Regions from separate parts of the Mus musculus genome. Here region 1 is linked to region 2. Evidence: chromatin loops called from intact Hi-C (ENCODE). Cell type or tissue: heart. All regions are shown on one strand.

The links. Peaks named below come from ENCODE experiments on the same cell type or tissue, not always from the same donor. Only the 100,000 strongest peaks of a DNase experiment are listed, where the experiment ranks them.
Region 1: it touches region 2 in a loop (1.9-fold over the local background); 5 of 42 quality-filtered maps call a loop at or near these places.

The regions. Positions count from the first base shown.
Region 1 is chr12:73,978,261-73,986,260 of GRCm38, reverse strand. Snapc1 (small nuclear RNA activating complex, polypeptide 1) reads right to left here. Exons shown (of 10, transcript NM_178392.5): 9 at 3,682-3,783; 10 at 1-2,398. The coding sequence ends at 2,364. Among named protein-coding and RNA genes, the nearest start is that of Syt16, 16 kb to the left of the region's middle. In heart, no CTCF peak of the experiment used is centred here; a DNase peak (open chromatin) is centred at 3,520.
Region 2 is chr12:73,928,347-73,936,346 of GRCm38, reverse strand. Hif1a (hypoxia inducible factor 1, alpha subunit) reads right to left here. Exons shown (of 15, transcript NM_010431.2): 5 at 5,578-5,690; 6 at 3,871-4,073; 7 at 51-157. Gm15283 (a long non-coding RNA gene) reads left to right here. Exons shown (of 2, transcript XR_381691.3): 2 at 1,335-1,623. Among named protein-coding and RNA genes, the nearest start is that of Gm15283, 20 kb to the left of the region's middle. In heart, a CTCF peak has its summit at 4,901 (motif pointing left); no DNase peak of the experiment used is centred here.

The sequences.
Region 1 (8,000 bases), 50 kb before region 2:
GCATTTTGTCAAACCACGACTACACTGAGAAACCCGTGAGACTGTAAAGGCCTGACCTTTCTCACCTTTGCTGAGGAAAGCTGCCACAGATGGGTCCTTCTCTGTCATCTGCCATGCCCTCTGGTACATGGGACACAACTGATTTGGATCTCCACCCTAGCTAAGAGCATCATTTGGTGTTAAGAGAGGCCTATAGCTAATTCCCAAACCCTTGAGGAAGCTGTCTTTGATGAGTGCCTTACTTATTTAACCATAATCTTCCAGTAAGCTCCCAGCATTTACGATAGTGGGAGTATGCTTTTGTTTCTTGCAACTGAAAGGAGCCTGCTTGAATGTCTCTTAAAAATTCAGACCTGTAATACACAGCACAGTAGAATGAATAATTCAGACATTTAAAAATATCACATAAAAGGGATTATACAACCTCAAGTCTGGGCTTTGACATTTATATTAACACAGAGAATAAGAAAAATGTGCAATGAAAATTACTACATAGTCGCTCAAAAGATAAATGAAAATGTGAATAGTTTTAACACCCACAGAGTTCTTTCTAAGCCATTTAAAAAGTAAGCCTTCTTCAAACTGTAATTTAATTCAAGAATGAAGGGTAAGGAAGGCATTAGTAACTACAGTTATTTTCCAAAGCTAACCTGAGAAAAATAAAAGTAACTTTCAGTGCAAAGTTTGTTTTTAAGGTATTTTCTCAAGACATAGGTAGACACGTAAGTAGACAGATAAACAGACAGAGGTACCAGTCTTTCACTATACCCAAGGTAGTCTGAGAAGATGGTATTCATTATACCTAATTAAAATTGACACAAGGTAATGAGGGTTCCCTTCAGCTGTGGAGTGAACCACAGGTTAGCCTGATCAACTCAGGGAGCTGGGCAAACACAAACTTTCGGTTACTATGACAACACTGTTTGCTACTCACCATCCCTTTGTCTGTGAAATGACACCATGGTCTTTTATAAGCGCTTTGTGAAAAATAGATTACGACTCAGGTACATAGCGTTTCAGCTGTACAATGCTAATCCACTCAGCTACATATTACTAACCAAGCTCTGGTGTTGCAGCCCAGCAGCTCTGGCCCATGTTCACACTGTAATGTCCAACCCATTATCGGACAGAGCTGAAGTCAGACACAGGAAACAACTGCTTTTTAGTAGCTAACAGGATAACGATGTCAAGTATTATCCAAGCCAACATCAGTATTTTGGTCTTAACATATTACATACCTAAGATATACATTTTCAATCATATCAGACTTGGAAATTACCTCTTCAAGCCAGCCTTTGAGCCTTAATAATTAACTATATGTCAGGCTGCATTAGCCTCACAACACAGAGGCCGTGTGTTGGCAGCTTTCAAGCACAGCTAAAGCCATCTCCACTTAAAACTCCAGGGGTGTGAAATTAAAACAGCAGCACACACGTGACTAGAGACATCTTTTCTGTGATTTACAAAAGTTCTGTGTCAAAGACACGTTTCAGAATCTACATGACTGCTCCTATGGGCCTATTAGACAGTACATAAGCATTAAACAGTGTATTAATTAATCTTATGTGTAGACAAGGACACACACACAGGTACCTATGCATTCATATACAGTAGACCAATGGGAACTTTAAAGCAAATACTACAGAGGGTAAGGAGTGAGGCCCGGCGGTGCATTATCTATAATCCCAGCAGTGGGGAGGCCGAGCAAGGCAGTACTCGCATGGAGAGTTCAAGGCCAGCCTAGCATACACAGGCAGACCCTGTCCAAATCAATGAGGAAGTAAGGGTACATCGTAAGCACGAAGGCAGCCGTAACTTACTAAGGTATCAGTCAAGTTATTGGCCATGAAAATTTCACACACTAGAAGATAAAACAAGGGGGCAAAATTTTTATTGCACTTAACCATAACACACAAAATATTCAACAAAAACCCCAGCCAAATCCGTTGCTAGGTGACAGGTATGAATCATTTATATATAAATGCATTAGTACAGCACAAAAACTTTCAGGAAAGAGTACTAACTCACAAATATGTAATTCTTTCTATTACATTCTGAAGGCAATAGAAACTCTATCTCCACTCATACAGACCCCTAACAAGTCTAACAAGTTTAACACATTTACAATCTATTCTGTAACAAACTACAATGTAATTTGTTAAAATTGCAATATTAACAAAAATGTTAAAATTAATCTTCAGAGTAAACCTTTACTCAACTCTTGGCCTATGGCATGCTCTTCCATCTCACAGAAATGAGCTTGTTCTCAGATCCAGTCTTCACTGGCTACTTCCTGCTTAGAACACATGACACCTTTCTTCTGTTGGAAAGCTCAAAATTTAAAACTCCACCAGCCTCCCGGTTCAGCATTTTCTCTTCCTCTTGGGCGCAGTGAACTCTGTGGATACAAGGTTAAGAACTCCATGGATTAAAATACTGACATCTAAATGAAAGGTTTATATAATAATACACATTTTACCTGCATATATTTAAAACAGACTAACCCAACCAATAATGTCCCACAGCCAAGACCCAAGAAGGAAACAGGTAGATAAATAATGCGCACTCACACACGCACGCACACACACACACACCACGCACACACAGACATTAAAATGCATAATATATATTAAAATGTAAAGATACATATATAATAAAAGCTACAACATGGTTCAGGTTGGGCTAGAACTTGCTATGTGACCCAGTTAGTCCTCACACTTGTAATCCTCCTGTTTCAGCTTCCTGAACGCTAGGATTAAAGGTTTGTTTATTGAGACTTGATCTCAGAGTATAGCGCCCAGGCCGTCCTCAAAGTGGACCTCCTCCAAGTGCTAAAGTTATAGGTGTGTGCCACCACGCCCAGTGACCCAAGTATCTCAATACTTAAGAAAAATTAGACGGAAATGATTGCTAACTTACAATTTAAGAGAAAAAATAAATCATTGCTGACACACATGCGGAATTTCCTCAAATGAAACTGCAGTTGAGAGCCTCTGACCTCCAAAGAGACGACAGGACTCCAGTCTTACTGAGATGCCGATGAGAGGAGACCTCACTCACCCTGAACCCTCCTTCACAATTACTCCGCTTGAATTCCATATGCCTGCCTTCCATACAACTAGCACGACCCCAGGGCAGCAACACTGAACTGTCTAGGCTCGTGCAAAGAGAAAGTGAAGAGTCTGATTCCACGACAGTGAAACCTAGAAACACAACACACACGCAAGTATTCTGATCCTTCTGGCTCTCACAGCTAAATGCAGTAACTATCACACAAATAACCATCATTAAATACAATACACAGAAACACAACCTTAGGAAGACATGATAGAGAAATAGTCCTCATCAATGAAAAGTAGAAAGGAAATGGGGAGAGGGGCGTCAGAAGAAAAAGAAAACAGATTCCTAGAAGAAGAGCATCCAGGACGGAGAGCACAGCCGGGCAGAGGCCTGCAAGCAGCTTCTCGGGCAGGCGGGCGGGCGGTCACACCAGCAGAATTCCTGGCAGGCGTCCACATCCGGATACTGCATCACTGCTTGCAGGCTGTGGAGTGAGTCCATGGTTACCAGGACAACACTGACAAGCTCCAACAGGCCAAAGACGAGGGTCGGAAGAATGAGTCCTGTCCTAGGGAGGAAATAGCCTAAGTCGATGCAGGAGCTAAAAAGATGCACGGGTACCTGCTTTTCTGACGCCACCCATGTCCTCCTCCTCCTCCTCTGTAATAATAGGCATACTCAGGTGTAACGACTTCTCTTCCTTACGTTCATTCGGAGCGTTACCTAGGAATATTTAGACATAGTGAGAAATGACTGTATACAGAAACAAGGAATGCTGATCTTAGATGTTTTAACACTGAAATTATAGCAACGTAATTATGCATTCTAGACTAGAAATCCTTTAAATGTTTATTTTCTAATTAGCTTACCAAGGCTCCACATGACTATCTCAGCCTTAAATGATCCCTCTCTCCATCTGTCTAATCTTTTAAGTTTTAAGATACATGTGTCCCTGGGCGTAGCTGCATACACCTATAACCTCAGCACTCAGAGGACAGCCTGGGCTACCATGAGATCCAGCCTCAATTAATTAATTAATCAATTAATTAATTAAAATAAAATGCAGGCAGGCAGACAATCAGACGGACCAACCACAGCACTCAAGAAGCGGAAGCAAGAAGATTACAAGTCTAAGATCTAACTGGGCCACAAAGCAAGTTCCAGGTTAACCTGAAATATGTTTTGAAACCCTGTACCTACAAAAACAACAACAAAACCCTCCTCTGCTTTGAAAACTATTCTTTTATTGGGCAAAATAGAGAGAATGAGAAGATACAAAAGTTAGGAGAGATGCCTTATTTGATTGTTACTACATAAAACAGGGCGTCTAGAGGGACTTAATCATGTGGGTTATTTCAACTTTATAACTGAAAGTTGAACAGATTTCCATTTTATTATTTTGAATACAAACACCTTTTCTTTAGCTATACAAGACACAAGCTCACATCCTTCTTTAGTACTATCTGCCCGTGAATTTCCATTTTCAAAAACGCTGGAGTTGGGCTGGGATGTAGCTAAGTCAGTAGCGCTAACCTTAACATGCTCAGGTTCTGTGTTCAATACCCAGCACCTATAGTCCCCAGCACTAGTGAGATGGAGGCAGGAGGACTGGAAGTTCAAGGACAGACAGACATTACAGGAATTGAATCTAGTCAGGCAGATTGAGCAAACATCCCCCCACATTAAATCTACAACCTGCCACCCAGACTTGCCCAGCATTTACCCAGCATCCTCCTCCTGTATGCCGAAATGCCCTTCATGCTTGTCTCCTCCCATCAGTCTCTGTGCTCATTTGCATGTCAGGTGCCCTCTAGTGCCTACAGGCGAGGCTGTTATTCACCACTCCTGACTGGGAGACACCAAAGCAGCCCACTGTAGTCTGTTACTCCTACCTACCACGTTGTCCCTGGGTTTCAAGGAAAACTCTAGCCATGTCACTTTCTTGCTCAGTATTTCATATACTTCCCCTCTGCCTACTGAATGAAACCTAGGCTACTGATTCTACACTTGAAGTTTAGCAGTGATACAATCCTCAACATGTTTTTTCAAAATGACTAAAAGTTAACATTGTTTACATGTGAACTAGCATGGGCCTCACTCTATACATCCCAAACACTGCCCTTTTCAAGTCCTATGCTGGGTGTCTGCCATCATGTGGATGCTGGGAATTGAACCTGAGTCTTACAGAAGAGCCAGTAATGCTAAACACTGAGACACCTCTCCAGCCCCACTAGTGTTTTTGTTTTTTGTTTTTGTTTTTTTAAATAAGTACAAAGTACTCTTAGACTCACCCACACATATCCATCATGTAGATATGCAGTGGGCTGATGTCACTTGTATTGTAACGCTAAATATGGGCCACTAAGGCCTGATTGCCCCCAGAGATCAGAGAGTCTGCAAGTAGACCCAAATGCTATGTGACCCTCCCCAAAAGTTATTCCTGACTGGTGAGTAATGATGCCCACAGCCTATAGCTAGGCAGAATTGAGATGGGTGGGGCTTGGGGTGCCCAGGTCAAAGAACCATGAGGAGAGGGAAAGATGGAGAGAGGAGACGCCATGGGATAAGAATCTTAAACTGATGGCCATGAGGGCTGGCTAATTGGGTCATCTCAATGGGTTTATTTCCAAAAAATATGTAAAGGCAATTTGGAAAAAGAAGAAAGGGTAGTCTTAAATGATGTTAATACAATTTCACATCCATAGTCAAAAAAACCACCTCCACCTGCATATATAACAAAATGATTCAAATGTGTCATAGACATCAAAGTAATGTTTAAAGTTACAAAACGTGTAGGAGAAAACATTGAAAACCTGTTTTCAAATAAGATTTTTTACATATAATACAAAAAGCATAAATCATAAAATAAAAAACGGTAGATTGCACTTCTTCAAAATTACAATTCTTTTTTTTTTTTTTTCCAAGACAGGGTTTCTCTGTGTAGCCCTGGCTGTCCTGGAACTCACCCTGTAGACCAGGGTGGCTTCGGACTCAAGAAATCCACCTGCCTCTGCCTCCCAAGTGCTGGGATTAAAGGCGTGCGCCACCACAATTCTTAAGGCAATGTGGTAATGTGTGTATGCAGTACCAGCACTTGGGAGGTGGAGGCAGGGGGTTCAGGGGTTTTAAGGCATCTGTATCTACAGACAGCCAAGGTAAGCTTGGGCTACAGGAGTCCCTGTCTTCTCAAAAACAAAACAAATCATGACAAGAAAAGTTCAATTCTCCCTTTTTTCCCCCTTGAGACAGAGTCTAACTATGTAACACTGTTTGGCCCGGAACTCATAGTAACCTTTGTACCTCTGATTCCTTAGCACTGTAAGGATTAATGGCATGCACTGTCATGACCACTAAAACACTTATCTTTGTAAGGAGAGAGAGAGAGAGAGAGCACGAGCATGAGAGAGCGAGAGAGAGAGAGAGAGAGAGCATGAGCATGAGAGAGCGAGAGCGAGAGAGAGAAAGAAATTGAGCTACATCCTGGAAAAAAATGCAAAATAAAATCCTGATTACTGATAAAGGTCTCTATCTGGGCAGCATCTGTATCTCGCTATTCAATGGTGAGTACCCACTCAACTGATCGGGGGAGCATGGACTGCTCTTCCAGTGTCCAGTCAGTTCCCAGGCCCCACAGAAAGGCTCACAACCATCCTTAGCTCCAGGAACCTGATGCCCTCTTCCAGCCTTCGCAGGCACTGCACACATATGGAACAGATGAAGGCAAAATACCTATACACATAACATAAAAGAAATTCTAAGTTTTTTGTTAAAAAAATGTGGGGTGAGGGACTCATAAGCACACACCTCTATAGTCATTAAGGAAAGTCAACTGGGAACAAACTGACCCTGTATTATACCCTGAGTGGTTATGAGAAGAAACAAACACTGTAATAGCCAAAGCTGCTGACTCTGGAACCAAGTAGAGACTGGCCATTTCTGGAGAGGACTGAATTGGTAGTGTTGTGTAACAGTTCCCTGTGAGATGGAAACTTCCTATCCTGCAGGGAAGCTCTAAAAGTAGGGAAGTACACAGCCCCAAAACAGCTTCAGGAAGCCCCTGAAACAGACCAGATTCACTAGGCCCTTTCCTGCCGGAGTAAGGAATACAAGCTGAGAGTCTCTCTCAGAGGAAGGGAAGCCAAGCTTCAAAGAAGACTCTCCGACAAACTGAGCTACCAAGACTCAGACTAGACCAGCTACCTGGAAGAAGCAGAAACCAGCTGGGCTGTCTAGGAGAGGTTTAGACCAGTATCACCTGAAAAGGACACTCTCCAACCTGTTGAGCTGATCGCAGGCTGTACAGTTGTTCTAGGCTCCCAACTCCGTGAGCTGTCACCCATGCTGAGGTGAGCTTCGGTGATGTAGCTGTCTTTGAGTCATTTTTGTTCCTATAAATAACCCTGACAAAACTCACTGGCTTACCAAGTTGGACTTTGGTATCCATACTTTGTTTGGTCTGTCACTGGACCCCTGTCATCTTTGGTAAGTAGATGTGTTGTCACACAACATATAGTCACACTGAAAAAGTGGCAGTTTTGTATTTACCCAGGATGTGGGATTTCTGGATCACATGACTTAGGTTTATAGGAAAGTTTTACATAAAAACTATAATGGCTTTTTTCACAACTGCAGAAAATGCCAACAGCCTAAATATCTTTTGGCTAGTGACTGGGTAAACAGTTGACATTAGACAGGAAAATGCTAAGGGCAGTGGAGGAACTAGCTGACTCTCAAATATGCCTGTTTCTAAAAGCAGAATAAAAAGTTTGTCTATTTCTCTGAAGCAGAGAGAGAGAAAAAAAGAGAAGTCAGCCAGACAGAGTCAAGGCGGTCAGGGTCTGTTGGCAGATTCCCAGCCTGCTGAGGCATGGAACGGTAAGAGGAGGTGCACCTGAGGCTCAGGGCGAAGGCCTAAGAATCTACTGACCTTGGTGGAAGGA
Region 2 (8,000 bases):
CACTGAGCCATCTCTCCAGCCCCCTCCTTGAGTTCTTCTATTGTACTTACTATCATGGTGAGTTTTGGTCAGATGATCAGAATCCAAAGCATGATAATATTCATAAATTGAGCGGCCCAAAAGTTCTTCCGGCTCATAACCCATCAACTCAGTAATTCTGTTACAAAACAAAACATTATTCCTCACTTAATAAATTTAAAATTCACCCTTAACAATTCTATATTTAGTATAATAGCCAGACTTTCTGTGTCATTTAGATTCATCCTTGATTCTTATCCTTTCAACTCAAAATAATGACCTATCTTTAAAAAATATTTTATTATACATACTGTTACTATTAACGCAGGATATTATTAAATATTGATAATGCTAAATGAAATGACAAAAGTTCCAAAGACAGTCACAAATACAGTTTAAATTGCTAGCAGTATTTTTCATAGAGCTAAATTGTTTACCTTACAATTTTTAGGCCCATTGGCAAGGCCTCACTTTAAAAGCTCCACTATCATTAAGCCAAGGATATTCATACTAAGTAGAAAGTAAAGGAATAACCTTTGTCATTTTTTAGAGGATAAATATTTTTACTTGGCTTTAATATTAATTTTATGAGAATTTATTTCAGATGAAAGAACAGCATCTAATCGAGTATGGGCTGGAATCTAATTCCATAGCCTGTCTGGTCCCTGGCAGTTCCTTTAGGGAGGGCACTCAAGCTGATTCTGCATGAGCCTGCAGGAAGCCATGAAGACACACTTTATGAGGAAGGCAAAGCTGTGCTTGATATACTACGCCAACTGCAACTGTTTTCCTCTAAAGCCTTTCTGGGAACAAACATGAAGCAAGGGTGAGACTGCTAGGCTTAGAATTCAAGGGACTTTTTTTTTCTTTTTTAAACTGAGGTGCTGGTAAAAGATACTTACATCTTTTATCCAAAATATAAGCAAAACAGAAAACACCTAATCAGAGAATAGGCATAAGCAAGGTATGCTCATACAGTTTGTTAAATAATATAGTTTGTTTTGTCCCAGTTTAAGATCTGCTATTTACTCTAAAACCAACAAAACAGATTTTTTAAAACATAAACTAGCACTTCTTCACAAAGGGACCAAGACACATTAACATAGACGGCAGCACTACAAATGAAAAGAAACTGCTTTAAAAATATTTGTTTTCCCCTCTATTCAAGAATGGTAATAGGGGCAGAATCTAGGGACTCAAAAATACTAAAGAAAATCCCTCCCTACCCCCTCCCCCTTGTGCTGGTACTGAGTGATGGATCCTAGGGTCTTCTGCATGCTAGACTTTCTGGTTCAATTTTTTCTCTTTCTTTCTAGGAACTTCTTGCATCCATAACCCCTCAGAATGAAGATATGGAAAAAACTGCCTAATTATGAAAATCTTACATGACATTTCTAATATCTAGGGCCAGCAGGTAAAGGCACCTGCTACCAAACCTGACTAGTACAGGCAAGTGGAGAGAAAGAATTCAAGAGATGCAGGCAAGAGGATCAGATAAATGAAGATTTTGTATACTGAGACTCAGGACGTTTTGACTCAACCACATATCAACCAGTATTTCTCAAACTGAGGAATGTTGACTATTAAAGGACATTGAGAAATCAAGATAGAAATACCAGACAGTTTCCTGGCAGACTGATTTCATGTATGTTGGGGGAAGCAAGAGGAAACAGACTAAAGTTTAGAGAACTACATAGAAAGTCAGTACCAAAAGAGGGTAAGAGACCCAGAAAATGAGTTGTTTCCATGCTGAGTACTGATCCCCAGGCCTTGCACACTCTGTGAGCACTGTACCAGTCGCTTCTCCAATTCTTACAAAGGTTGTTCTTATTAGATTAGAAAACTTGTGTTCTAAAGCAACTATATAGTATGGCATTTGTCCACATCTTAAGGGGAAGAATCATCATTTCTATGAACACAGTAAATACTCAAAATATATGTGCCAAATGATTATATCTTACATTACTAAGTACAATAAACAGCTATTTGCGGATAGTCTTGATATTAGAAGTTTAGACATCAGCTCTTGGTATAGACAGGTGGATGGATCTCTGTGAGCTGGAGGCCATCTTGGTCTACAGGGTAAGTTTCAGAACACCCAGGGCTGTGTAGACTCTGTCTTAAAAAACCAAAAACTAACCAAATAAACAAACAGGAAAGTGATACCATAAAAGGACTGATGTGCTCATCGTTATCTAGGTGCCAGTGTCAGAATTTCAGTTGGCTACAGAACATCTGCCTCTAATAACAGGCTATACTGCTTGCAGAAAAAAGGACCAGTAAGACAGCAGCAGAATAAACACTGACAGAAGCATGTGCAAGGGATGTTGCCTAAGATGCTCTTAGGCATCCTTTTACAGTGTGTGCAAAGGCACAAGACATTAAAAAAGAACATGAAACTCTTTGTAATGAGTGGCTGGAACCATATCCAGATCGGTGATTCTCCCAACTCCTGATTAATTTGGTGAACTGAGAAGGGACTAGACTGTAAATACCTTTCCTTGACATTTTAATACATTTAGATTTAACTGCACAAGTCTGTTTTACTTTCAGCTTTTAAAATATATACCTATTTTAAATTTTATTTATTTGAGACAGACAGGCAGGCATTCATATGTAGTTTTAGGTCAGCTTTGTCTCAATTCCCAAGTGTTAAGATCACTGACATACAACACCACACCCAGAATGTACAGCTATCTTTTGACAAATAAATCTTCCCACTTACAGTACTACAAGAAGCAACTGATGTATTTCTAAGAGAAGGGCACAATCTGATCCTCACCTTGGGAAGCCCCCTTTGGATACAGTGGACGTACAAGTAAAAAGGTACAAATCCGTTGGTAGAAATGCAGCTTAGGAGTTTATGGTAACAATTCAGGCCAAAGGGAATGAAATAAAGAATTTAATGACAGGAGCACAAGGTAGATAGAACGATGGGAGAGACAGTGCATTTATTTTATTTTATATTTTGGTTTTTCGAGACAGGGTTTCTCTGTGTAGCCCTGAATGTCCTGGAACTCACTTTGTAGACCATACCGGCCTCGAACTCAGAAATCCACCTGCCTCTGCCTCCCGAGTGCTGAGATTAAAGGCGTGCGCCACCACGCCCAGCTGACAGTACATTTATAATATTTACTACAAACTACTACTAAGTGTAGTATGTAGTAAAGTTACAGTCAGGTTTCAACAGTGCTGTGTCAACAACATTAGGGATCACAAGAGGTGCAGTAACTTAGGCTGTCTGGGAGCAGTAGAGTAGTTTAGTAACAGGAGTATTTATTTCATTATTAAGAAAATGGTGTAGGCAGAAACATCAAGTTGACAATTACACACAAGTAGTAACAGATTAGGGAAATGGTGACAGGAACCAAGGGTGGAGTTGATGATGCTCAAGAAGAACATGTGGGTTACAGACCAAAACTGTTGCCTACTCTACATAAACTATTTATCTTTAAAACTTACTTTCTGAATTTAAGCAAAATTCCCTCAAACAAAAGAACTTCATGACTTTTGTGTTCACTGCTTGCAGTACCACAGCAAGAAGTCAGTGCCTTTTGCATGTAGGACAAGTGATCCACCTCTGACTTGGAAATTACCCTCCTCCTGTCTCAGTCTCCTCATAGCTAAGATTACAGGAGGATGCCACTAGATGTAGTCAAGAATTTCATCTTAATAGATTTTGTATAATAGCTAAATACAGTATTTATAGTATAAAAGCTAATCTTACATTTTTGGGTTCTAGGATGCATCTTCATATTTAGCTTCATGGACATATCAATTAAGTTTTTATTATAGTGATATGAAAAGGCTACAAAAAATCTAAATTTTAAAAATATAAAATAGTTCATTTACCTTTCATCACAGTAAGAAAATTTCATATCGAGGCTGTGTCGACTGAGAAATGTCTTGCTATCTAAAGGAATTTCAATATTTGACGGATGAGGAATGGGTTCACAAATCAGCACCAAGCACGTCATGGGTGGTTTCTTGTACCCACACTGAGGTTGGTTACTGTTGGTATCATAGACATGAATATGGCCCGTGCAGTGAAGCACCTGAATATGAGTAAGAAAATAAAGTTACCTTTTTAAAATAGAAAGAGGTAAGGGGAGCTGGAAAGATGGCATAGCAGTTAAGACATTATGAGATAATGAGGTATTCTAAAACAAAACAAAACAAAACAAAACAACCCCACAACATTGTGAAGGTAGGGTGCTAGAGATGAGACAGTGGTTAAGCTTACTGACTGCTTTTCCCAGAGGACCTAGATCTGATTCCTAGCACTCACAAGGCAGCTTACAACCATTTGTAACCCTATTTCCAGAGGATCTGACACCTTCTCATTTCTTCAGGCACCAGGCATGCATGCCCTGATATACATGGAGGCAAAACATTCATGCACATAAAATAGAAACTAGGGATCACTTATAATCCAGAATATGGATCAAATGCCTTCTTTTGGCCTCTGTAAACACATGGTATGCTTACATGCAACCAACTAAAACACTAAAACACACACGTGCACACACACACACACACACACACACAATGAAAAATATTTAAGTCTTGTATTAAGTCTAGACTATCTTTCCTTCTTCACTAATCTGGTCATTATAGTTGATTTTGCTCTGGTGACTATGGTTCAACACTGAACAAAAAAAGGAAACTGAGATAGAAAATTATACTTATATTAGGATTTAAATACTAGTTGGCAAAGCCAACTGATAAGTTAGCTTAGTATAGAAATATTGTGGGCTGGAGAGATGGCTCAGTGGGTAAGAGCACCGACTGCTCTTCCAAAGGTCGTTGAGTTCAATTTCCAGCAACCACATGGTGGCTCACAACCACCCGTAATGAGATCTGACGCCCTCTACTGGTGCATTTGGAGACAGCTACAGTGTACTCACATATAAATAAATAAATAAATGTATGTATATATTTTTTTAAAAAAAAGAAATATCGTATTTCCAATAATTTGTGTTTATATATCTCAAACTGTCAGATTATTATACTGTCTTTAATGGAGATTACATATACTGAATATAAATGCAAATATGCAAAAGGGAATAATTATACTTTTCCCTCGTAAGTCTATTTTGAAATTGATTTTTATTTTATGTGGGTAAGTGCTCTATCTGCATGTATGTGTGTGCACTGTGTGTGTACCTGGTGCCTGATGAGGTCAGGAGAGGATACTGGATGATTTCCTGGAACTGGAGTTACAGGTGACAGTGAACTGACACATGGGTGCTGAGCACCAAAGCCAGGTACTTGGCAAGCAAGTGCTCTTAATTACTAAGCACTTTCTCCATTCCCCTCATAACTCTAAGCAAAACTCTTTTGTTTGTTTTGTTTTCTGAGGTAAGGCTTGTGTTCCCCTGGCTGGCCTGGAACTTGCTGTGAGGACAAGGCTGCCTTCAAATCTGTAGCAGATGATCTTCTGCTTCCCAAGTGCTAGGGTCAGCTGACTTTCAGCACTCCTAGTGAAAGCTCTTGATACTAGCATGTATGTGTATAGGTTTATTTATCTATAATCAAGTGCACGCTCAGCTTGCGTACCTTCCACGTTGCTGACTTGATGTTCATCGTCCTCCCCCGGCTTGTTAGGGTGCACTTCATTCTGAGAAAAAAGCTCCGCTGTGTGTTTAGTTCTTTCCCTTTTCTCACTGGGCCTAACGAAAGCAAGAAACCGAGTTTTAAGTCACAGCTAAACATAGAAATTTGTTAGGATGAGAGCATCAAAGCAAGGCTCTCAGCATTAACACAACCATGATTTGCTCCCTCTTCACCTACTCCAGCATGTCAGTAGGTCTGACAGCTCCATCCAGGGAGAGTGTGTGTAAGACGGCAGTGACTCCCTGGACTGTGGGAGGAGAGTCCACACTTCACAGGATTAATTATTCATCTGTGCTGGTGAGTTTGGTCCAAGTAAAGAAAATAAGAAAATGGTGTAAGTGTACCCTATAAATGTCTGTCAGTATACAAGTATGTCCCCTTCAAAAGAACTTGTGTAAATACTTCATGTCTTTTACCAACTGTGATAACTCAATTTTGAATAAGCAGCAACGTGTTTACAGAACTTTAAAAATGCCAACTTACCTTTTGTAAGTAAATAGCATCTGAGTATGAAAGCCAGACAGAATGTTCTATCAGAAGTTACAGAAATCAGCCATGATGGTACATACCAATACTCTCAGCACTAGGGAGGCTGAAGGAGGAGGATGGAGATGGCCGACCTGAGCTACATATGAGACCTGTTTACAATTTAAAGTCACAGGAATAGGGACTGGGAATGTAGCTCAATGGACGAGGACTCCCTTAGTACATACATGTAGGCCTGGCTTTGACACCCAGAACAACAACAAAAAAGCCACAGAAATAAAGCAGAGGAAAATCAATTCACGTCTAATTTAATCTTAATGTCAAACCTCATAACTAAAAAATTAGATTACATTTAGATGACTCTGAAACAACATCTTGATTTCCTTTTTTATTGCTTAGTCTGGTTCAAAACAAATGTTTTACTTATTTGAAATGCTCAGAGAAAGTGGATTAGATAGATATAGAACTTCTTTTTTGAGGCAATGACATTTTCTAAAATGGCTGAGTGTAATGGTACATGCCTCTAATCCCAGCATTTGGGAGGCAGAGGTAGGTAGCCCTCTATGAGTTCAAGAACAACTTGGTCTACTTGGAGTCCTAAGCCAGCCAGGGTTACATAGTGAAACCCTGTCTCAAAACAAACAAACATACAATAAAACAAGACAATTTTAAAAAATAAAATTAGAGGTATGATGGTGGTTAGGCCATTTCTATGAATATCTAAAAAAATCATGGACATTTATCAAATGGATACATTTTAAGGTATATAAAATGGAAGTATTAGGGAAAAAACAAACAAACACAAAATATCCATTATTTAGAACCGAGTGTGTATACTTAGAGTGATGCAGAGATCAATAATTAGATGCAATGCTATTAAGCATGTAATACATAATACAGTAGGGTCAATAGCAATACAATGCAAAGTAGTCAAGACTTAATAAGACTGCTTTCAAAGAACAGAGACTAGGTCCTGACAGAGGGAATTAAGAAAGAGAGACCAGTATACTCTGTTTATAAATTACTATTTTAAAAAAATTAACTGTTAAGTCTCTGTAATTCAACAAGTACTTCACAGAACTCTCTTGCAACTTTTTAAAAAAATTTACTTTTATTTTATGTGCAGAATTTTGCTTGCATGTCTATGGGAGTGTGTCAGATCTTGGAGTAACAGACCATTGTGAGCTGCCATGAGGATGTGAATTTGAAGTGGGGTCCCCCCTCCCGAAGAACAGTCAGTGGCCCTAACCACTGAGCCATCTCTTCAGCCCTTCTCTTACTTCTCTTTTTGAGACAGGGTCTCACTCTGTAGCCTTACCTGGCTTGAAACTAGTTACATAAACCAGGCTGGCCTGGAAATCAAGAGATCTGCCTATATCTGCCTCCTAAGTGCTAGGATTAAAGGTGTGTACAACCACATGTGGTCCAACACAACATCATCCTTCCAATTACAGTCTCAAGTTATTGAAAACATCCTTAGAAGTTAAAGCATCTTTGTGCTCTTAAAATCTTGGCCACCCCCCAATCCTGCTTCTTTAGGACATTAAAAAAGCCTGAACCCAAACTGTCACTGTGTATTCAGTCATCATCGAAAATCTTATTACCTGTCATTTGTATTATAACTTCTTGCCTTAATACTGCATTTCTACTTATAATTGTCTTGGTCTTTTAATTATCTTTCCTTTTTTTCTACTCGTGTATGTAATTACTTATTAATTCATGTAACTACTTATTAATTCAATGAGTTTTAAAAACTTGTGAGTTTTCTAAAATGTAGAATAACAGCTTTAACAAAGAACAGTATTAACATTAAATGTGAAATAACATTCTCTCTTAAATCAGTACATTACCAAAAAAATAAAATTAGAAACAATATCTGA